3 separate regions of the Homo sapiens genome follow, and all the other regions are linked to region 3. The links are chromatin loops, found by intact Hi-C in ENCODE. Cell type or tissue: mammary epithelial cell. All regions are shown on one strand.

The links. Hi-C counts contacts between places; a loop is a spot of excess contacts. Peaks named below come from ENCODE experiments on the same cell type or tissue, not always from the same donor. Only the 100,000 strongest peaks of a DNase experiment are listed, where the experiment ranks them.
Region 1: a loop joins it to region 3, with 8 times the contacts of the local background. A loop is called at or near these places in 13 of 110 quality-filtered maps.
Region 2: a loop joins it to region 3, with 9 times the contacts of the local background. A loop is called at or near these places in 4 of 110 quality-filtered maps.

Annotation. Positions count from the first base shown.
Region 1 is chr10:19,829,086-19,837,085 of GRCh38, reverse strand. All of the region lies in intron 1 of PLXDC2 (plexin domain containing 2), which reads right to left. Among named protein-coding and RNA genes, the nearest start is that of PLXDC2, 17 kb to the right of the region's middle. In mammary epithelial cell, no CTCF peak of the experiment used is centred here; DNase peaks (open chromatin) are centred at 3,695 and 4,245; H3K4me3 peaks cover 206 bases; H3K27ac peaks cover 1,964 bases.
Region 2 is chr10:20,765,218-20,773,217 of GRCh38, reverse strand. No RefSeq gene overlaps it. Among named protein-coding and RNA genes, the nearest start is that of NEBL, 130 kb to the left of the region's middle. In mammary epithelial cell, a CTCF peak has its summit at 4,199 (motif pointing right); a DNase peak (open chromatin) is centred at 6,127; H3K27me3 peaks cover 120 bases.
Region 3 is chr10:19,915,521-19,923,520 of GRCh38, reverse strand. The region is part of intron 1 of PLXDC2 (plexin domain containing 2); the gene reads right to left. Among named protein-coding and RNA genes, the nearest start is that of PLXDC2, 100 kb to the right of the region's middle. RefSeq lists an enhancer at 3,030-3,531. In mammary epithelial cell, no CTCF peak of the experiment used is centred here; DNase peaks (open chromatin) are centred at 750, 1,080, 4,560, 5,240 and 1 weaker place; H3K27ac peaks cover 6,343 bases.

The sequences.
Region 1 (8,000 bases), 86 kb after region 3:
CAATACTTGGAGAAAATAAATAATGTCTCTTTTATAAGACTTTACAGTTTCTTAGTGAGAAGAGAGTTCCAAAAATTTCTTGAAAGGCAATTTTGAACTTATTCCCTGATTCCTTAAACACAAATAAAGGCTAGAAAGTCCCTATTTCACAAATGCTTACTGAGTACCTAATATGTGCAAGGGACTATTTTAATCACCACAAAAATTCATCTTCGCAAGAGCCATAAAATTAATTACAGTGAGGAAAAACAACATTCTTTCTTCTATTTATTATTGTAATTCCCGATCTCCTTATTGGCGAAAGAACAATGGAGTCAGGATTGCCTTTCTTTCAGGGTGTAAAATTGACTTTAAAAAGTGGCTGAAACTAAACAAATTATTTTACATATCCTGGTCTTGAATGCAGCTGTTATTTCTTTATGCTGTTAGAACCATTTCGTAGCCCCAGACTTCACTGATAAAATAAAATGGAACTTACTCATTTTTCCTGCTGCCACTTCTTAAGATGAGATTCTCTTTCCAACAAACTTGATTCTATTTGAGTGATTTCATGGATTTAAGGACTTCAGGTTACATAAAACGTGATATCATCTAAGCCTTAATTAAATTTTTATTAGGTGTCACAGCAATATTCTTGCAAGTGATAAAAGAAAGCCTTTTTAAAGTCAAGTTGCATTTTTGGAAGGCTGTGATCATTTTTGTTGAGACAGTGATCCTAACATGGTTTCCTGTATTGCTAGTATAGATTCTCAACTCACTTATGCACCTACTGATTGTCTTCCCCCATGCCTATAAATGAGCTCAAATCTCCTTTGCCGGCAAAAAACCCTCTCTTCTCTTATGTTCCCCTCTGGCCACTCCCTCTCTGTCATTTACTTCCCAACCATACTCTTTTTTTTGTTTTCTTTTCAGACAGGGTCTCACTCTGTTGCCCAGGCTGGAGTGCGGTGGACCAATCTTGGCTCACTGCAGCCTCAACCTCTTGGGCTCAAGAAATCCTTCCACCTCAGCTTCCAGTGTAGCTGGGACCACAGATGTGCACCACCACATCCTGCTAATTTTTTTATTTTTATTTTTGTAGAGATGGGGTCTCACTTTGTTGCCCAGGCTGGTCTCAAACTGCTGGGCTCAAGCGATCCTCCCATGTCAGCCCCCCAAAGTGCTGAAATTATGGCTGTGAGCCACCACACCCAGATCCCAGCCATGCTTTTTAAAAGGCTGGCACGTCATCCACCTTACTGCATCCTTCTCTGATCTTCATCACTACCCTACCACAATCTGCCACCAGCTAGCCACCATTCCTCCACCAAAACCACTCTTATTGAATTCCCTGATCTGTCCTAGTGATGCTTTTCCTAATCTGCCTCTCACTCTAGGTGGCTCCTCCTATATCTCCCGCCTGGGGGCCCATTCCTCAGTTTCCCCTTCCCAGACCAGCTCTCTAGGACTCTGACCTTGACCCTCTGCTCTTCTCTGATTATTCCTGCTCACTGGCTGGTTCCCATCACCACCAGATACACCTCGATGATTTGACATCCTGAACTCATCTGAGCCCTCCCTGCTGAGCCCCAGTCCTGGGAGAGTTGCTGTCTTCACTGGTATGTCCCATGAGCACCTCAGTACTCGCCAAGTCTAAGGTTGAGCTCATGTTTCTATTCCCTAAAGCACCTGGAAAACATGAGAATTATCTTAGCTATCCTCCTCTTATCTGAAGCCTGCATCACATTCCATCTTTATTGATCCAGTAGTGCTGAATTTGGTCTATCTCTAGACCTGCCCTTCCTAGCTGCTCTCCACACTAGAGAGACCCTTTGAAGAGCCCATCTGAGTTTGTCACTCAGCTGATAAAAAACCTGTCTGGGTGCGGTGGCTCAAGTCTGAAATTTCAGCACTTTGGGCCAACTGTCAACTTCATGGGAGAATTCAACACCCGGCTAGGTGTGCAAGGCCCTTCCTAATCTTGTGCCTGCTCTTGCCCAACAGGCAAGGGCAGTTCCCTGAAGATTTCACAGTTCTCTGCCCCAGGATTGTTCTCTCTGTTCAGGATGCCTTTCCATCATCTCTGCCCTCCTGCCACTCACACTTCAAATGCAGACCCAGACATACCTCCCTAGGAAGCCTTCCCTGACTCTCTAGGCTAAGACCTATGCTCCCATTTCTCAATGCCATAGTGAATGCACCCACTCTCTCTCTCACACACATATATACACACATCACATTTTCTTACAATTGTCCTTTTTACTTCATGGTAACCTCTACCTGGCAAAGGCTGTATTTTGTATCCCTTCACATCACAATGCTAGGCGCATAGGATACATCTAGCAAATGTTTGTATAGTGAATAAATAATTCTTCTCAGAGCTAAACCTCACTATCAACCCCAACCTAACAGCATATTAATGTCACTTTAATTCAGTCATCTCAGTCCTTTCGAAACAATTACATCTTGAGCCAATTTTGTTTAGTTTATAGGCTAATCCAATTAGATAATTTGGGAAGCTTGAAAAGTTACTAATGTCTGATAATATTAACAAACAGTCTATTGCCAGATGTGTATTGAAATGGTGGCATAGGTGGTATACAGATAGTGTAGCAAATGGGATATTGATTCGGTCCTCAGAGACCCCAACCTCTTTCTTGAGCAGTTTTCTCTCAGCCCCTTTTTGGTATATCTGTCCCTTTGCCTTTGTTAACCCCTGTCTCTTCACAGACACACACAGACACACACACACTCTCTCTCTCTCTCTCTCTCTCTCTACCTCTCTCTTTCTCTGTGATTTTGTGCTGTTCTTGATCTAACCAGGGGCCTTGCCAAAGGCTTCCTTTCCCAGTCCATTGAAACCTGGACACTATACCTGTCTTTTTAGCACACCTGTTCTAGGTTTCAAATGCAGAAGATATGGATGACCATTCCTCCTCCTTGCAATATTTCACATTTTCCAAGATATATTAACTAAACCCAAATAAATGACTCTGTAAGTTAATGACAACCTGCAAGTTCATGCAGGAACAAGGACTGGTTCCATTGCTTTCAAATAACACCATGAAGACGTCCACTTCTATTGCCCATATGTTTAGGGCTAGACTCAACCAAAACACTAAAGGCCTCCATACAGTTCTGGAGAAAAAAAAAAAAAAAGCAAAATATGAAATGCCCAGGAAACTCTGAACTCTGAATGCTTTTTAAAGATTTGTATGCATTTTTTATTTTGACATTTCTTATCTTCTATTCATTGATGCAATCTTAGAACAGGTGTCTTTTTCTTACACATAGATTGCTTACCTTTTCGATTAATTCACTAACACACAGGTAGCATTTTGGATTCCTTTATACACAGAGCATCATTATCCAAAAAAAGTTAACTTATCATCCAAGGGAATTGTGTAATCTCCTAAGGTGGTTTATTTATCCCTAGAAACAAGTACATTAATAAGGTCAAAGTATTTTCTTGCTTCAAAGTAGATGACGCGGCAGAATTTCGCTTAGTGTCCTCAGCCCATGCCAAGAAAAGAAAACTGTTTCTGAGACCCTCATCTCATTTTACACAACATGAGTTTGTTAAAAAATAAACTCCTTGAGTGTTCTTTTAACGCACCTTTTATTGGAATAATGTTTTCCACATCCAGATCTGGCCCTAGGCTATCAATGAGTGAGTGGGAGGGTTGTGAATAAGAGAAAAGCTTTGCATTCCAGCAGGCAGCCATGCAAGTCTGAGCCTGCTGGAGGTGCAGTCGGCACTTCTAGTTAATTGCAGCACTGCTGCAATTTACTGTTCCCACGGCCATCAAAGGCTCTCATTGGCCTGAATTTTTCCCAGACCTGCAACAGTAGCACTGCACTTGACTATCATTAGACCGAAGGTGATATGGTTTTATGTCTGGTACTTTGAAATATAGATTCATCAATAACCAACACTTAATGAGATTAAGTAAAGTTTTCAGAGAAAATTCCATGCCTTGCCCTGCCCTTTTTTGTCTCTGCCTCTGACATCCTTAACTTCCCACTTCCAACTTCCTTATTTTTTCTACTGAAACCCACCAAACATTCAGAGAACAGACATTTTTGACAACAGTTATTATGACTAGAGAGATGAGTAATTTTACTGCTGTGTTACAGATGAAGAAATGGAGGTTCGAGAGTTAATATTTTTTCCCAAGGTCAAAATGGCAACGAGGAAATTTCAGAGCCAAGATTTGGACTCAAGCCCATCTGGCGTCAAAAGCGTCCTTTTAGCAACCACAAGACAATCGAATGTTGTCTTCCCTGGAGAACTTTCCCACCACACACACCTCCGCGGGACTCTTCCCCGGCTCCCTTGTGCAACCACAAGTATTGGTTTGTCCCTCGCACTGTATCCATGTTATACACATGCACATAGCCTCTTGTAAATCACACCCCTTATATATAGAAACCATGTCTTTTTCTATCTCACACAGTGAATTAAAAAATTCGATTGACAGTAGAAACATCTTCCAACTGAAGTTACCCTGGTGGAGGAAAAGGTTAACTAATATAAAAATTATGCAAATTGAACTTTACAAAGATATTTCAAATTATATCATGAAATGTCATATGTTTTAAGCACACATCACACAGACATGTGTAACATGTATCATCTCCAACTTATGTATAAAGAATATGAGATATAATGGCTAGGTTTTCAATTAACCTACAACAGTCTATTTTATTTCTAATAAGTGCATTCATGCATTCCTCCGTGTTTCTTTTTAATTACTGATGAGTTATTGAGTAAATGAATGGAAAGATAAATGAGTCAATGCATTTATTAGATGCAAGATAGACCTTTGTGGGCTATTCAATAAGTCAGTCAACAATTTTTAAATTAAGAGCCTACTACATGCTAGGTGCTATGTCTGAAGCATAGTTATACTATTTTTGTTTTGTTTTTAAATTTTTTAAATTCTGGAGAACCCCAATAAACAAAAGTATTAAATAAACAACATCAATAAGCATTGGCTATGGAGCACTTATGAATAAATGAAAAATAATAAATGAATAAACGAAAAACCCATTTGTTTGATGGGTTTTTGCCTCTTATTTCTGGGTGCAGATTATTGGACTAACAAAAACTATGATATGTCATCCATGAAAGAGTTAAAGCTCTGGGTGTATATGCAGTAAAGGGATTGCTGGGTCAAAAACATAAATCATTCTACCATAAAGACACATGCATGCAGACATGCATTGCAGTACTATTTACAATAGCAAAGATGTGGAATCAACCTAAATGTACATCAGTGATGGACTGAATGAAGAAAATATGATACCTATACACTAGGGAATATTATGCAGCCACAAAAAAGAATGAGATCATATCCTTTGCAGGAAAAGGGATGGAGGACATTATCCTTAGCAAAGTAATGCACGAACAGAAAACCAAATATCACATGTTCTTACTTATAAGTGGGAGCTAAACGATGAGAACACATGGGCACAAAGAGAACAACAGACACTGGGGTCTATCTGAGGGCGGAGAGTGGGAGGAGTGAGAGGAGCAGAAAAAATAACTATTGGGTACTAAGCTTACTACCTGGGTGACAAAATAATCTGTACAGCAAACCCCTGTGGCACAAGCTTACCTAAATAACAAACCTTCACATGTACCCCTCAGCCTAAAATAAAAGTTAAAAAAACAAAAAAGAGTTAAAGCCTTCCCTTTCATGGTTTCCCACTGCCTAGAAAGTTCATCTATACCCATAGGAAAAATAAAATGAGGACAGGAACTGCTAGCCAAATAAAGGAAGACAGTAAGTGAAACACCAAGAAAGATGAGAAAAATAAGACCCAGGTACAAGAATTGAATATGTAATATCAGAATGGGATAAAAAAATCACCCAAGAAAACCAACAGAGAAGAAAGAATATATCACAGTCACAGCTTATGACTTATCTGATGAATGCCACTGGACATCTGAGATTTGAATCATTTTAATGGTCATTGATAATATGCCCTATCAAATGAAAATTATGCAGAAAAGTTCATTAAGTATTTATTAATTGCCTTCTATATACCAAGCACTATGAAAGGTGCCAAGAAAACAAACAAGCAAAAAAACAAACAAAAAAAAAAAGGAAACAAACCTGGTTCCTACCCTCATAGAGCTTACAATTTAGTGGGAAGAAGAGTCCTCAATTGAATACTTACACAAATAGCAATATAATTAAACACTTTGATGGATTTCTCAAGACTCTTTCAGCAGCAAGTAACAAATCCCAGCTCAAAATCAGAATTTCCTGCTTTATCACATTGGGCAGTCCAAGATTGCCTATGGATGGCTCTAGACTTTTATCTTCCCAATGCAACAACTCCCAGGAAAAAAAAAAACCTTCTCTTTTCCGGAGCATAGTTAGAGAAAGACCAGTTAGCCTGAGGTCCAGGGGTGAAGATACACTCTGCATGGCCACTTTTGAGACACAAGCTGATCACAGGAAATATGCCACTATTAAAAGAAACCCAGGAGAACAACATAGAGTGGGGAGAGGACATTCCTAAATAATGGGAGGGTGCTGTTACCAAAGGATGGGGGAAAGAGATACTGAGGAGATAGAAATATCAGATGTTCACACCATACCATGAGTATGGAAGAGAGGAAGAACTCTGGAGAATGTTTCAAGAAAAACAGTAAAAGCCAAGGTAAGAAAAAAATGTGCTCTGAGTATAAGAGAAACAAACTGTTGATTACATGGTAGATGCTGACCTGAACGGATTAAAACGTCAGCAAGTGGATCACATTAAGACTGTGAAAAGAGTTAACTCAAGTCCCTGAGTGTGGTACTAAGAGATTGTATTGATTCTTTTGTTGAAAAATATTTAAAAGGCTACCAAGTGATCTGTATCTGAAAAATCTCTTAAATATCTATTTCCCAGGGGGTGTTTCCCAGTTGGACTCCTTTGCCTTGAGATAGGTGGAAAGCTATTTATGCAAATTTCATGGCTCTATCTCTAATTTCTATTTCACTCATTGTTTACCCATATATCATTTTTAACTATGGAATTCTCTCCAGAGAAGCAAATTAACAGATTTTAATATTTTATCAGACAATTCAAGTTGTGGGTTACAAATTAGAGAGGATTAAAATCTTGTCCTTTCACAGCCTTTGAAATGTTATTCAGATTTACAAAGCTCAGAAATTTAAAACTACTCTTGATAACACCGATTAAAGTATCCCTTTCTCTGTTCTTGCTAGCTTAGTATATGACTGGACAATTTGTAAATCATCCTTTGTAAATGAGTTCTCAGTTCTTCACAAATATATATGACAAATTATCTTACTTTGCAGTCACTCCATCTCTACCTTCTCTGTACATTTTGACTTTTTTTTTAAATTTTTACTTTTGATATGGAGTCTCACTCTGTTGCCTAGGCTGGAGTGCAGTGGCATGATCTCGGCTCACTGCAACCTCCACCTTTTGGGTTCCAGTGATTCTCATGCCACAGCCTCCGAGTAGCTGGGACTACAGGTGCCCGCCACCACGTCTGGCTAATTTTTTGTATTTTTAGTAGAGGCCTTCCAAAGTGCTGAGATTATAGGCATGAGCCCCCGTGCCTGGCCTGTCGTTGATACTTTAACCCAGGACATCACATTACAGAAATTGTAACTTAGAAATTTTGCTCAAAGAAACATGTGGTAAGAAAGTATCAACAAAACTCTTTGCATGAGTGATAAACCTGAACAAACACAGCACCATTTATAAAAGTGGAACGCTAACAAGCATCCTACAGCAAATTTTCAGAGAGCTTCCTATGCTTGGAGCTAGGGAGGCACTGGAGAATGAGTCACAGAAGGCAGTTTATAGTCAAATGCAGGCACAAGTAATTACTATTGATGATCAGTGAAACGATAAAGACATCAAGGCTAAGTGGAGATCTGAAGGACAAAAAGCCAAAAAAAAAAAAAAAAAAAAAAAAAGAGGAAAGCGTGCACCAAAAAGAGGTAAAAGCACGTGCACAATTTCAGAACAGAGACAATGTACGGGGA
Region 2 (8,000 bases), 850 kb before region 3:
ACATAAGAATGATACAACGGACTTTGGGGACTTGGGGGAAAGGGTGGGAGGGGTGTGACGGATAAAAGGCTACAAATTGGGCTCAGTGTATACTGTTCGGGCGATGGGTGCATCAAAATCTCACAAATCACCACTAGAGAACTTCTCATATAATCAAACACCACCTGTTCCCCCCAAACCTATGGAAATAAAAATACTAGAAAAGATAATCTCCCTCTTAAAATATTGCAGTAAATATGTTCTTACTATTACTTTCATTATTATTTCATTGGGCTAAATTCCTTAAAATGAGATTGCTGAGACAAAAGGAAAATATAATTTTAAGATTTTAATAATGATTATTAATTTGTCTCTTGGCAAGATTAACCAATTTAGCTACCCACCATTAATAGAGTGTTCCTCTTTCACACATTTTCATTTCTGTGATTTCTAGTGAAGTTGGCCATTGGAAGTTCAGTTCCTCCCCCCGCCCAACTTCCTCATCTTTCATTTTGTTTCCTGGGATATTCAGCATGTGGGTATGAATGCTTTTAAAACTTTTGATGTATGTGGCCAAATTAACCTCCAGAAAGTTTCCTCAAATATATACTCCCACCAACAGTTTATGTGAGTGTCTGTTTCACCAAGCCCTTCCTGGCATTGGATGCCATTGTGTGTGTTCGTTTTCATGTGTACTCTTTTAGTTACAGACACTGCTTTGTGTATGTTGTATGTTAATGGCTTCATTTCTCCATATACAATTGCTGTGCGTTATAGAACAGAAAGAGAGAGAGAACTTTAGTTTATTTTGGGTTGTTATAAAGGCATACCTGAGGCTGGGTAATTGATGATGTAAAATGGTTTATTTTAGCCCATGGTTCTTCAGGCTGTACAGGAGGCATGGTGCAGGCATCTGCTTCTGTTGAGGCCTCAGGAAGCTTCCCAACCATGTTGGAAGGTGAAGGAGGAGCCTGAATGTTACATGGCAAGAGAGAGAGCAAGAGAGAGAGAGAGGCGGGAAGTACCATGCTCTTTCAGACTACCAGATCTCGGGTGATGTCATAGACTGAGAACTCACTTATTATTGTGAGGATGGCATCAAGACACTTGTCAGGGATCTGTCCACATGACCCAAACACCTCCCACTAGGCCCCACATCCAATATGGGGGGTTACATTTCGACATGAGATTTGGAAGGGGCAAATATCCAAACCCTATCAGAGGGAGAAAGATAATTGTGTTGAGGTATGGGGAGAGGGCACAATGTGGACTTTGCCCATGAGTGTTTAAGGTTGCTAAGTGGAAGAAAATATAAATAGAAAGGAAAACCCAGAGGGGAACTGAGTACAAAAGAGGATGGAAATGTATTTTTTCACAGTGAGGTTAGAAGTCCGAGAACCAGGTGGCAGCTGGACCGGTTATTTCAGAGGCCTCTCTCCTTGGCTAGCAGATGGCTGTCTTCTCCCTGTGTCTTCACAAGGCCTTCTCTCTGTACCTGTGTCCTAATTTCCTATAAGGACACCAGTCATATTAGACTAGGGCCCACCCGTATGACCTTATGTTACCTTAATCATCTCTTTAAAGACCGTATCTCCAAATATAGTCACACTCTGAAAGCTGGATCCTAGGGCTTCAACATATGAATTTTAAGGGGGTGCACAGTTGATCCCATAACAATGTCAACCCAAATAACTAACAGAGAGTCTCTTTAAAAGAAAAAGATATTTATTTTGGAATAGAGTACTGTAATGGGAATCTGCATGCTATAGTAAACTTTGTGCATATTTGGGGAGGGAGAGAAAGCCAATGGATTTTAAAGGCAGAAATGAGGAAGATTACATAGTTGTTTTGAAATAATCATCCTTGGCTACTGAGAACAAAAACAAGGATGACACCAGCCCCAGGTTGACAGGCAGTTGCTGGACACATGTTCTTGCAGAAGTATTTTTTGTGTTAGGCTGCAATGGCCTTTGTGCAAGGTTGTGGTTTTGTAGAGTTCTTTTATTATCAGGCATACAAACCTGAGATCCCTCCCTTCATATCCTTTCGCAGCTCTATTTGTCAGGATTTCCATAACATCAGTGATTTCAGTTTCATTCTGACAACTTTCACAACAGGAATAAAAAAATCAGTCTGGGCACAGTGACTCCCAGCACTTTGGGAGGCTGAGGCGGGCAGAGTGCTTGAGGTCAGGAGTTTGAGACCAGCCTGGGCAACATGGAGAAACCCCATCTCTACTAAAAGTACAAAAAAATTAGCTGGGCATAGTGGCACATGACTGTAATCCCAGCTACCTGGGATGCTGAGGCACAAGAATGGCTAGGACCCAGTAGACAGAGGTTGCAGTGAGCCAAGATTGCTCTACTGCACTCTAGCTTGGGCAACAGAGCAAGATTGTCTCAAAAAAATAATAATAATAAAACAAATCAGTCCCCATGGGTGGCCACACACAACCAAGCTACCTTGGAAGGGATTGAGTAAAGAGAGCATTAGGAATGGAGGGACTTTCTGAGCGCCCAAGGAAGACATGTGAAAGATGAAGAAACAGAACAAGGAAGGTGAGGCAATTGGCTCAAGGTCACAGAACAAGTTAATTACAGAGCTAGAATAAGAGCCCGGGACTTAGACTTTTGACTCTCAAGGCTTTCCTGTTGCCCCACCCTGCCTCAGGAAGCTCAGCTCCAGAGCTAGACTGGGCCCCTGTGTCTCTCCTCTGACTCCAACCCTTGGCAATGAGTGGGCATCCGCTTGAGCTGGGCATCCGCTATTGCATGCCCCACATCACTGTTGTTATGTTACAGTCTCCAGAAGGACCGTCTTCCACACATCCCATCTGCAGGTATCTCTCCCCTCTCTATGGAGTTAGAGTCAATGTTGCAGGATCCATTTCGCTTTGTGCCCACTCTAGAGGGAGCCCACCACCAGTGTGTGCATTAACACAACAAGAAACACAGACACCTCCTTACTCTACATCTCCCACCCTGCTCCCACCTTCAAGGCACCCTTGGAACCTCCTCTTTCCACTCTCACAATGTCTGGTTTTGGTCACAGGATGTCACATCTCAGCTTACATTTTATACATTGCATCTTATTCCTATGTCTTTGCAATAAGTGCTTCCAGGGACTCTACCTCCCAGGAGATGAGGGACTGAGGCTGTACAATTGGTTCATCTTCTTGTGTCACTACTGGATCCTCTCTCTACCCAGTTATTGAGTGTAGCCACCAAACCAGTGTTGATTTGTGCAAAAGTACAGTTCCTACTTGTCCCAAACCAATATGACTTGTTTTCAGTTTTTTATATCTACTCTTCCATAATGCAGAGAACTGTGATACAGAGCTGGAACTGTAGAGTACTCAATAAGGAAACACAACGTAGTAAAGAAACAGAACATCCATTAATTATCTCCATTGTTTAAACTTACTCTCACTTTAGTAAGATAGTTTCTGGTATGTTGAGCAGCTGGCTGTCTGCAAATTCGTGTATGGTGGCTTATTATCGTAGATGGATGTGGAAGAAAAGAACAAACAAGCCTTGGTTTGCCAAGTTACAATGTGAAGAATGAGACCATCATTATCCTTTGGCTTCTGGGAAGGCATTATCTAACTCTGATAACTGGGTTTCTTCTGTTACATGAAGATAAGCTTTCTGTTTTATGCATATTGTTGTATATTCTGTTTGTAAAGAATGTAGCACAGTACTTAGCTCATAATAGGTGGTTAATAAATGGCAACAGAGACCACAAGGGGCTCTTTGTGAGGGATGCCCTTGGCAATTATGAAAGAGAACTTGCTTCCATTTCATCTCCTGTGGGGTCGTGGAGTGGCCAGTAGTGAAGAATTAGTACAAATCCATACACTCATTAAGAATGGATTAAATATTGATTAGGTATTAATTAAGTATAATGAGATGATGCAGAATCATTTTAAGACATCTGGGTATTTGGATGAGGAGAGGACCTGGAGGACAGAGTAAATTATATTACCTCTTCAATATTTAGATGTTTATGCCACTAAGTTTCATTGGTAGAGAGAACTGGTATCTTTCCACATATCATACTTTGTAAATGACCATTTAGGATATTATCATCAGAAGTGGAAGCGTAGTGGTATATGGTGACCTTTAAAAATGCAAAGCTAATTGAATCACTGGTAAACATTAATAGATTTAATTATATGAAAGTGACACAAGAGGGCAGCTGCGTACTATTTCTGAATACTTTTTGCTACAATATATTAGGCTAAAACCAAATATGTGAACGATCAGAATGATTGGAAATTGTCTTTAATGAATTTCTTATTCTATAGAGGTAGTATAATTACTTAATTAGAAACCAGTTAATTCTCCTTTGTAGCACTCAAATCCTTATTGATAATGGTTGACAAGCAATGATACAATAAACATCCTACTGATTAGCTATAGTGCCTGTGTTTACACAGAACTTCCTATTGATGTCTTGACAATCACTTGACTGAACTGCAAGTGAGATGGGGGAATGGATGGAAGTGTTTATCAATTGCTGGGTATTCTGGTCCCCATGGAGGTGTATATGTTAGAATGAATGGTGTATCCTGTGCATTAGAACTTAACAGTCTTGCAGAGTTGGACAAGAATGTCTCAGCTGCTGTTTTCACACATATTCTAGAAGCTGATTTACTTCTTGTCATCCTTTGAGATTCATGGCAGGTAAATAAATATCCTGTATGGTATTGGAGGTCTCCTGCCTGAGCTGCGGTGTGGGTTCTATGAGTGAATTATGTCCTAGGAGGCAGATAGGACCTGAGCACTAGGATAATATACTCTGAGCCAAGGGATTCAGAAGATGCGAGAATGTTCCAGGTCTGAATTGCGTTCAGTTTAAGGGTTTTGTGCAGTTGTGTGGAGGCAGCAGAAGAAAGAGTTCTGTCTCAGCACAGATCAGGAATGGAGCTGTTAAGGATCCCCCAGGCTTTAGCAAGAATGAAATTGGCTTTGGAAGGGTGTAAAACTTTATACAAATAGACCCTTACAAAACTTACCAAGCCTTCTTCAAAGTGAATGTGGATACGCAATTGTTACTTAATTCATTTCAATAAACATTTATTAATTATCTACACATGGCAAGGTACAGAGAAGCCATACCGGGTCTTCTGGTAGGAACTAATTGATCAAGGAGGAGGTGGCATGGGGTGGGGTATGGTTTAAGCACCTGGGTCTTGGGACTCAGTATATCCCCAGAGAGCAGGTGCTGTGGCCCCGGAGTCAGTCTGTACTGCAGTGCATGCTGGTTCATAGTGATACCAGTGGAGCCTGGGGTGAACTCCTGAGACACAGTTACAGAGACAAGTACAGTGGAACCGATACGGGGAGTAAGGGCAGACTAGGCTGGAAGGTGGAGCTGCAGAGACTCAAGAACTGGTGGTGGGACCATTCATCCAGAAACAACAGGGCAGGGCTGTGCGTCTTAAGGTCTTAACGTTATTCCAATCCAACCATTAGGGACAAGATAGGTGTTCAGCAGTATGAACTGGAGATTCCAAATGGGTGTGCTATTTAAAATAAGCATGGTGCAAGGGGATGTTCAACACGAGAAAACAAGCAGGTAACAGTCTAAAATGGAGAAACCAGGAAAAGCATCCAGATTGCACACACACGCACACACCCATGCCACCATGTATCTAGGCATCACTGCTGATCATACATCAGGAAGTGATTTGCCTTCTGTGCCACTTTGAAACAATTTCCCCTGTAAGGACAACACCACCCACAATTGTTGGTTCTCTCAAGAGTTTCAGATTCTAGCAAAGTAGAATAATCTATATAGTAAAGAAATTCTAGCCCAGGATGACTGGAAAAGGAGAGCAAGACTTAATTCCTGTCATGAGGTCATGTCTTTTGGTGCAGCCAAGTTTCATCCCCGGGTGCTGAAGGAATTTAGATGTGTAATCAGAGTCACCACTGGTAATCTTAAAAAAATTATGTACAACAAGAGAGGAACCAGAAGATTGATGGCAAGTAAATGTCACAAGTTTTGAAAAAGGGTGGACTCCAGAAACTACAGACTAATAAATTGTTCAAAGTTTGGTCAAATTATAGAATGAATTTTTAGCAGATGTCTTATGAGTACTTTGAAAGGAATGTGTTGACTGCTAGAAGACACGGAGTGACTAAGGACAAATCATGACAAACTAACCTGACCTCCTTTTGTGAAAGCATTTTACTGAATTGATAGATCACTGGGAGTGACATAGATCTACTGTTTCTTGGGTTTACAAAAACACTTGGCAATATCTGACATGCCAAAATATCACTATGAATGATATAGCAAAAATACACATAGTATAAAAGTACTCTTGGGTGGCTGGGACCTGTTTGAAAACTTTGTGCTTAGAATGGGAGAATAAAAAATTCAATTCACAATGACATTTGGTCAGTGCCCATGTTGCCTCTCACAAATTCTTACTAGAGTTCCTATGGAGACATAGGAAAGAAGAAAACCAAAAGTAGGACTGACCACATTAGTGCTAGTATCAGGGAGGAGTTTCTACTAAGTTCAAAGTTGACGAAAATGACAATCAGTACTCTAAAAATGATTGCTTACATGTAGGTAGAGAGACCCCTTACTTCCTCCCCCACTGTTTAGCCCTTGTTTAAGAAATACAGAATGTATTAAAACTAGGAAACTGGACATCTATCTCCTTTGCATGGAAACAAAGACTACAGCTACAAGATCAATAAAACTTAGGAATATTTCTAGCAAGAAATAAATGGACCTATATGAAGAAAATTATAAAACTTTGCTGAGAGATACAAAAGAATAGGAATAAATGGAGAACCCTATTCTTGAATGGAAAGATTAAATATTGTAAATATGTTAATCCTTCCATAATTAATTATACATTTAATGGATTATAAATTAGACCGTAAAATTTTTTTTGAACTTGACAAAGAGATTCGGAGTGCATTTAGCAAAATAAACAGTAAGAGTGATTAAGAAAATTGTTCTTGGTGTATTTCAGAAGTTAGCATATGATAAAGAAAATATAATAAACCAGTGGAAAATGGATGAATCAACAAAAAATTAGTTTTGGAAACTATTTTCCGTTTGAAAAAAATCAAGCTAGAGCCTTTAAAATTATCATGTACTAAAGTAAAAGTAAGAATAAAATGCAAAAATTTAAATAATCAAAAGGAAGAGAATATAGATGAATATTTGAAGATGTTGGAATGAGGAAGGATTGCTAAACATATTGTAATGGATAAACCTGCAATCCAGAAAAATAGCCATTGATTTGAGCATAAACTTTGATTTTAAAATTTTTTGAATTAAGCTTTTCATTTTGATGTAATTTTATATTTACATTCATTTGTAAGAAACAATACAGAGAGATTGTATGTACCATTCAGTTTCCTCCAATGAGAACATCTTGCAAAACTATAATAAAATACAATACAGAACATTTTCATCACCATAAGCATCCCTCATGTGGACCCTCCATGGCCACTCCAATTCTCTCCTGGCCTCCCTTCATCCTTAACCATTCATCTCTTCTCCATTTCTCTAGTTTTGTAATTTCAATGCTGATATATAAATGGAATTGTACAGTTAGTAAACATTGAGATTGGCCTTTTTCTCTAAGCATAATTCTCCGAAGGATCATCCAAATTGTTGCATGTATCAATAGTTCATTTCTTTGTCTTTTTTTTTTTAAAGGCTGAGTCTTGCTCTGTCACCCAGGCTGGAGTGCAGTGGTGAGATGGCCCATTGCAGCCTCAAACTCCTGGGCTCAAGCAATCCTCCTGCCTTGGACTCCCAAAGTGATGGGATTACAGGTGTGAACCGCTGGGCTCAGCCAGTTCATTTCTTTTTATTACTGAATAGTATTCCATGATGTCATCTACCACAGTTTATTCACCCACTGGAGGACATCTGGATTTCTTTCAAGTTTTAGCTGTTATATATAAGGCTGCTGTAATACTTAGGCATAGTTTTTTTGTGCAAACAAAAATTTTTCATTTCTCTTGGATACATTCCCAAGAGTA
Region 3 (8,000 bases):
GTATTCAGTTTAATAAATATGTATAACAATGCCAAGCCCTCAGAATGACATTTTATTAGCATGAATAAAAATTATATAAATCCTTTGATTTTTACTCTTACATAACTCTTTGATAAACCCTGTGTTAATTCTAAATGTGCTTATGTTTCATCAAAATAATTTGGATTGTCATTGTTCTAACTAGGCAATACTTTATGTCTTTTGTTGTTGTTCTTTGTTTTTGTTTTGTTTTTCTTCAGGCGAGACTTTTCTAACAGTATATCTAAGAGAAATGATATTTTGGGGTGGATTGTCAATAAAGCAAATCTCAAAAATACATAAAACCTCATTCTTTTTCAATAAAACTAGCACTCAACAACACACCTTCTGCTTAATGCTGGCAATTTACAACTTCCTGGTCTAAAGAAATAAAGCCCTGAACAGCTTATAAAATGACTTAAGAGATTTTTTTTTTAAACATAAGCCAATCTTGGCCAAATAGCACTTGGATGAGTTAAGAATAAACAACATATAAAGAGATAGATAGATCAGATTTCCTTTGAAATCACAAAAGTCTCAAAATTAAGAATTTTAAAAAGCTTTGCATTTGAGAGGCTCAAAGGTTTTGGACAACAGTTCAGTTATTTTTTCAACCCTCAAAAATGCTTGGTACTATGTTATTAATAAGGAAATAGTTCAATGAGTCAGTGTCTGAGCTTTCATTGCCTTGAAGCCAGTCCAAAATGGGAATTTCTGGCACTGGAGACCAACTTTATAAGCTTTCAAAACATGTTTTAGTTTTTGAAACACTGAGCTGGATTTTGCCACTGAAATCACTAAGCTGAGTCTCATATATACTCTCCAAGGTGACAAGCGTTTATCCCTTCTTCTTGAGTTCCATACAACTAAGCCGTAAAGTAAATGTGGTAGCATCTATTCAAAACTGTACTGAGTGAAAACACACACAGTACTGGTCACAAATGAAGCCTCCAACAAACCCAACCCCAGGGACACTCCAAAAGGCTAAAGTCAAGTAAGTGGAATCATGACTCATAGAAGGAAGCCTCACCTCCAACACCATCTCCTTCCTCCTGATCCCAGAACCTGTGCTTTAAAAAAATAGCAAGTAAACAAAGCTTTCACTGATGTGTGTCTCACTGCCTCTCTACACCAACACACACACATAACCCTACCCTCCAGGGACAGCCCCATAAAGTACAAGTTACGATAAGCTTTTAACCACACTGGAACACTATCTCTCAATTCACAATGGGTAGGCAGAGGCATATGTCTAGCTCCAGAGCCTCTGCCAGCCTGTAGAGCATTTCTGTGGACATCAGAATTGGGTGTCCTCTGGGTAAAACATTTAGACACAGTTGTCCTGGCTGAGAACGGTGGCTCACGCCTGTAATCCCAGCACTTTGGGAGGCTGCGGCAGGCAGATCACTTGAGGTCAGGAGTTCGAGACCAGCCTTGCCAACAAGGTGAAACCTCGTCTCTACTAAAAATACAAAAATTAGTCGGGCATGGTGGTGCATGACTGTTAGTCCCACCTACTCGGGAGGCTGAGTCAGGAGAATCACTTGAACTCGGGAGACGGAGGTTACAATGAGCCAAGATCATGCCACTGCATTCCAGACTGAGACAGAGTGAGACGCTGTCTCAAAAAAATAAAAAAATTAAAAAAAATTGAACAATTAAAAAAAAGATAGACACAGTTGTCCCAACTGGCCCTAATACACTGGGCTTGGCACATGGAATGCAGGCTCTATTTCAGCCCCTTGCCTCACTAGGCCAGGGCCTATGTGCAGAGCACAGACCACACAACACAATTGTCCTGTAGCCCTGTGTAGCCTCACTGGCTCCATGAAAGCTAAAGCTGCAACCTTAAGGAAGAGGGAAATTGTAATCATAACAGAGTTTTCGATGGGGAAAAATGCAGCTAAGAGTAAAATTAACTTAGCATGCTTTGTTTTTGTCTGGTTACGTAATGATGCATGGTCTAAGTCAGTTAATCATCTGAGAGTCTGTGCTCTGTGAAAGCAAGAATCAAGTCTTCTTAGAATACTTGCCAAATCCCTAAGTGAATGTCATAGCTTTCCAGAAGAAGGGAGGTTCTCATTATTAGTTACGAGGAAGACGGCCAACAGGGATGAAACTGTCCCTCTGAAACATCTACAAAATCATATATCCTCTATGCTTTTGATTAATTGTCTCTTATTGATGTCCTGTGAACATACTTTCTCAAATTTAACACATAAAAATCAAGATGATTTTGTAGGTCACATTCTAAGTGATACTTTTAAAATTATGAAACCAAAGTCCTGCTTTTAAAATTCATATGCCCAGTGTTTTGGGAGGCCAAAGTGGGAGGATCACTTGATGTCAGAAGTTTGAGGCCACCCTGGGCGACAAAAAAAAAAAAAAAAGAAGAAGAAAAGAAAAAGAAAGCCAGACATGGTGGTGCACACCTATAGTCCTAGCTGCTTGGGAGGCTGAGGTGGGAAGACTGTTTGAGCCCAGGAGTTCAAGGCTTCAGTGAGCTATGATCATGCCACTGAACTCCAGCCTGGGAAACAGAGCTAGACCCTCTCTCTATAAAAAATAAAATAAAATAAAGTAATAAAAATAATAAAAATCATACAAACTGAAGTTAATTTAAATGTTCACTTAAACAGAATAAAGGCTGGGCATGGTAGCTCATGCCTATAATCTCAGCACTTAGGGAGGATTAGGCCAGCAGGTTGCTTGAGGCCAGGAGTTCAAAAACAGCCTGGGCAACAAGGCGAAACCCTGTCTCTACAAAAAATACAAAAATTATCTAGGTGTGATGGTGCATGCCTGTGGTCTCAGCTACTTTGGAGGCTGAGGTGGGAGGATTGTTTGAGTGGAGGTAGCTCTGAGCAGATGGGGGCAGCCAAAAGGGGGAATGGAGTGGGAGGGTTTTCCCCTGGAGTAGGGCCACTCAGTGGCCTGGCCTCTCCTCTGACTGCCCCAGCCAAACTCCCCCTCCTTCCACCAGTTCATGGCCTGGTGGCATGCCACATATGCCTGTGCATTCCTCTTGACATCCAGCCACCATCCATCCTCAGTGGAGGAACACATGCTCCTCTGGATGTCCAGCCATCTTTGTGTCTGCCTGCTATGGTCTCTGGGGTTTTTATAGGCACAGGATGGGGGTGTGGCAGGCCAGGTTGGTCTTGGGAAATGCAACATTTAGGGAGGAAATGCCTGTCCTCACCTAGGTCTGTGGGGGTGGAGCCCTAGCCAGGGACCACACCCTCCTCTGCTCAGCAGTTCCTTTCCCCCTACCCCACCACCCGTTATGTATCATTTAAAGGGACCATGCTCTTCCCTTCCCAGCACTGCCGTATCACACGCAACCATGACAGCCACAGGAGCTTGGCCTCACGGTTGGGAATTAGCAGGGGCAGAGGCAACAAGATATATTGCCCCATCTAAAAGTGGTAAAGTGATAGCAAATACCACCTCCAGCCACTGACTGCTGTGTGAGAATGTTGTTGTTATAAAATTACTTGAGTGTGTGTTTGGGGGTGGGTAAAGTTGTCATTTGTTTTCTTTTCTACTCCATTCCTCCTAAATCAACAACTCTGCAGTATCATAAATGTCTGACTTTTCAAACAGCCTTTCACACACTAGAAGGTAGTTCACACCTAGTGTTCGCCTAGCATTTTCTTCTGCAGACTAAACATAGTAACTTTTACAATCACCTTGTTGTGTTGTGTCTAGAATGGAATCGTCTAGATAGAGTTTGAACACACCATGACCAAAGGGCAAGATTTAATAATAAAAGGCACAAGAGAAAGGCAAAATAAACCAAAGGTCTGATGGGCCAAGAATTACCACTATCAGCTGCAGGTATATATCAAAAAGAAAATGTATTATATAATACCAAACATGTCCATAAGAAATAACTGTGAGGACAATACATATTGCTGTCTTTCTCTGAATTCATTTTGCTTCTTGTTTTTTAACTGGGTAGACTATCAGCTCAATTTGTTAATTTCTTTCCTTAAAACAATTAACTATTAATTATAGTCACTGTTATTAGCCATCTCCAATTCTTCCAAGCTGCAGATATTTTTACAGCAGGCTCCCAACAAGCTTGGCAGTTTAGAATATTCTCTGGCAGCAAGCTGCATTCCTGTTAGCAAGTGCCTACATGCAAGATAATGTCCTTTTTTAATAAGGTTTTTGTGCAAACCAAAATAAGAACAACACTGTAAAAGCACACCTAATATCGATTAAAACCAAAGTGTTTATAAGATGGATTTTTATTTTCACCCTTTTGGATAAGAATATGACATACTGTATTAATTGAAAAGCAGTTTTCAAAGAGCACACTATTAGGAATAATCAGACGCTATTTACAGAGTTAGACCCTGTATTTACATTTCTCCCTAGTTTATAGCCACAGTGCAATACAGGAAATACCCTATATTTACAATTGTACAAAATCCAAGTTTACATAATCAACACTGCGCTTCTCACAATCTGCCCTGACCCATCCCATGTGTCATTAACTATCCAGATTGTTTCCTGGGAGACAGACCTCACAGGATCCTCAGATGCAGGAATGCAGATTTATACTTAATACAGTCATGCTTATATGCCCTGCAACTCAACTTGCACTCCATACATGATGAAATAACTTCTTAACGATTGAGAAATGCTTAGCAATCTATTACTTGATACCGAAAGGGAAGCCATTCTCATCCATGTCCTTTTAAGAAAGTTTATTTGTTGTTTGAGGTAAGAAAATCTTCCATAATCAAGCTACTTATGTTCGTCAAGAGTCTCGATATTAAAGTATGGGAAAGTACTGCCTGTGTTAATATTTTACTTTTCTTTAATATGTTCTCTCACACAATTTCTAAGCCTCCCAAATCCAAAGTTAGAGGCCAGACCAAGCTTCTATTTTTGTTGTTTTAAAATACATCATAGTTGAACACTTTATTTCATTACAAAATAGTTGCATCGATTTGCTCAACTTGTGTTTAATGTACTTGATGTCAGAAAAGATCGGTCAGCTCATGATCCTCCATGCCCCTATGTGCTTTTCAATGTTTCCAAGGCCTTCCTTTCACAGCTTCCCTTAATGTAGAGAATGGACTGACTTTGAACTCTACCTGCCCTGTTCTTCTCGTCACTTAGGCTTATAGGAAGCTCCACCTGCTTTGCAAAGCATTTTCTCAACTACTGCAACCCAGGTTAATTACATTCTTTTGAAAAGAATGGGTGGAATTTCCTGACTCTTTCATGAACCAGCTACACATCTTAAACCACAGATCTCTTGGTCTCTCTCAAACAGTGGAGGACTAGATGAAATTGGCATGCCTGGGGTAACTCATCTAAACTAGGATATCTGACCTGCTCAGCTCTTCTGGCAAGAAGATAGTATCTATAGGGCTACCATACACAAATTATCCAATGGCTGAAATGGAGTGTGGGAACTTAGATCTCAGTCCAAAACTGCTGAATGCAGTGATGGGACACCAGCATAGAAAGGGTAAAAATATTCCAGTAGTTCATTCAAACCCGAGGAGAAATACAGTGGGTTCTTTTGGCATAACTCACCAGGAGAGTGTGTGCTGTGAACTTTGCAAATAGGTTCACTGCCTTAACATGAGGAAAAACTGATCATGATTGTGTGTTTTCTTTGTTGTCCAGTCCCCCAGTTTATGAGTTATTCACAGGCAGCTGAAGCAGAATATAGGCATTTAATTTATTTTATCGTAATGCATTCAGATGAGTAGGTTTTAAATACCCACTAAAAAGTTTACTCAGCTATTGACACATATCATGGACTTTTGGAGAATTAAAGGTCTCTAAGAGACCCATATTGTCTGAATCCCTTTCTTACTAATGTGAGAAAATACAAACAGCCTAAACTTAAAAGGACAGTTATTGAAATTCAGACTGAACATATGTGCTTAAAATCCAGAAACTGCATTCCCTTTCATTGCTGAAAAGGATTGAGGCTGAACTGAATCAGATATTTTCAAGAATTTCAAAACCATTTATGAGAATTTATGTCCACAATTCAAAGGAAAGTCATAGAATTTGAAGAGTATGAAGCATGCTTTAAGTTTTTGTGATACTTTTGATGCTCAATTTCAGGATGGATTTGAAGTATCATGGAAAATATATTTTTGTTTATAAGGTAGCCTGGCTGAGCTTAAAGCGAACTGTAGCCCACCAAGAACATAAAATATCCTTAATGTTGTTATAGCAGTACCAAAAAATTGAACACAGTTCTATCCTGCCTCTGTGCCCAGCCTTGGAGCAATGCTCAAGTCACCATGAAAATGTTCTTTCTCACACCGCACTGCCAGACTCAATGCTTATGACACTCTTAGCAACATAAAGCAAGAGTCAGACTCAAGAAAAGCCCTGACTAAATAAACTTCACAATTTTCTAGAAGAGTTGAGATATTGTCAATAGTGACTTTCCAACTTAGATGATGAAAATCAGTCAAAAGCCACACCTACCAGTGAGCCTTTTATAAAGAATGGTCTTCAAACTCTTTTCATAATACTTTCATTATTTTTAATCATCCCTCTTTTTGAATGACTAAAAAGTTATATTTAACCACTGTTGCTACAAAAATCTCTGCTCTGCATACACATGGAATTTTGCTCTAGAGACTCAATGTTGGGAAATCATGAGTATACCTGGATGACATGATTATTTAAATTACAGAAAATTATAACTATGACGATTACTCCAGTTTTCAAGCACTGAATAGGTGCCAGGTATTGTACATATTTATTTCTAATCCACAGATCTATGGGGAAAAGTTTGAGTTCACTGCAGCTCTACCACTGTGTAGCTCAGTGAGATTTGTCTCTGGACTTGAGTTGCTTGGTATGTTAAATGGTGATAATAATAATAATAAATAATCATTTCCTAAAGTGTGACAATTGTTTTATATAGTACATAGCTTAGCATAGTGCCTATAAATAATTGTTGGCTACCATTACCATTGTAATTTTTATTTGAGTATTTTTGAGACTTTGATTGCTTATGTATCCATATGTATTTTGAAAAAAGAAAAAAAGTCCCCTTCCAGGTTGGGCACGATGGCTCACACCTGTAATTCCAGCACTTTTGGAGGCTAAGGTGGGCGGATCACCTGAGGTCAGGAGTTCAAGACCAGTTTGGCCAACGTGGCGAAACCCCATCTCTACTAAAAAAAATACAAAAATGAGCCAGGCGTGGTGAGGTGCCCCTGTAATCCCAGCTACTCAGGAGGCTGAGGCAGGAGAATTGCTTGAATCTGGAGGCAGAAGTTGCAGTGAGCCATGATCCTGTCATGAGCCATGATCCTGTCACTGTACTCCAGCCTAGGTGACAGAGTGAGACTCCATTAAAAAAAAAAAACAAAACAAAACACAACTCCCTCCACATAATTTCCCCGTAAATATTTTATCTACGTTGATGCGGCTCACATTCTTACCCACAGAGCATTTCCAAGTCAGATGTACTTTGTACTTTCTAGGATGCAAGAGAGGTACACATGAAAGCACCACCTGGCTGTTAGGCTTGAGCTGAGATAGAGGGAAGGGAAAAATAAGCTCTCTATTCCTAAACAAGCTCTCAGCAAGTTGCAGAGGCTACAGCAGCTGTTTTTTTTCTTCTTCTTCTTCTTCTTCTTTTTTTTTGGTTTAACATGAATAAATTTTTAAAAGTATAGGGAGGACTTCCAGTTCCAGAAGGATGGGGCAAGCATATTTTGCCTTAGTCCACCCTCTTATCATACCTAAAACCTTGGATAAATCAAATGAACCAAGCAGCAGAAGATTCCAAAAGGTAGAGACGGAGAAGACAGAGTTTCTAGGGACCTCAAGATGGAAGAAACGACTTAGTGACCTGATTAAAAGAACTGTTAAAGGAAGTTCTTCAGAGAGAGAAAATTACAACAAAAGGAACTTGGAACATCAGTGCAAAGGAAGAACAATAGAGCAGGAAAATCTATGGGTAAAATACACTACTCATT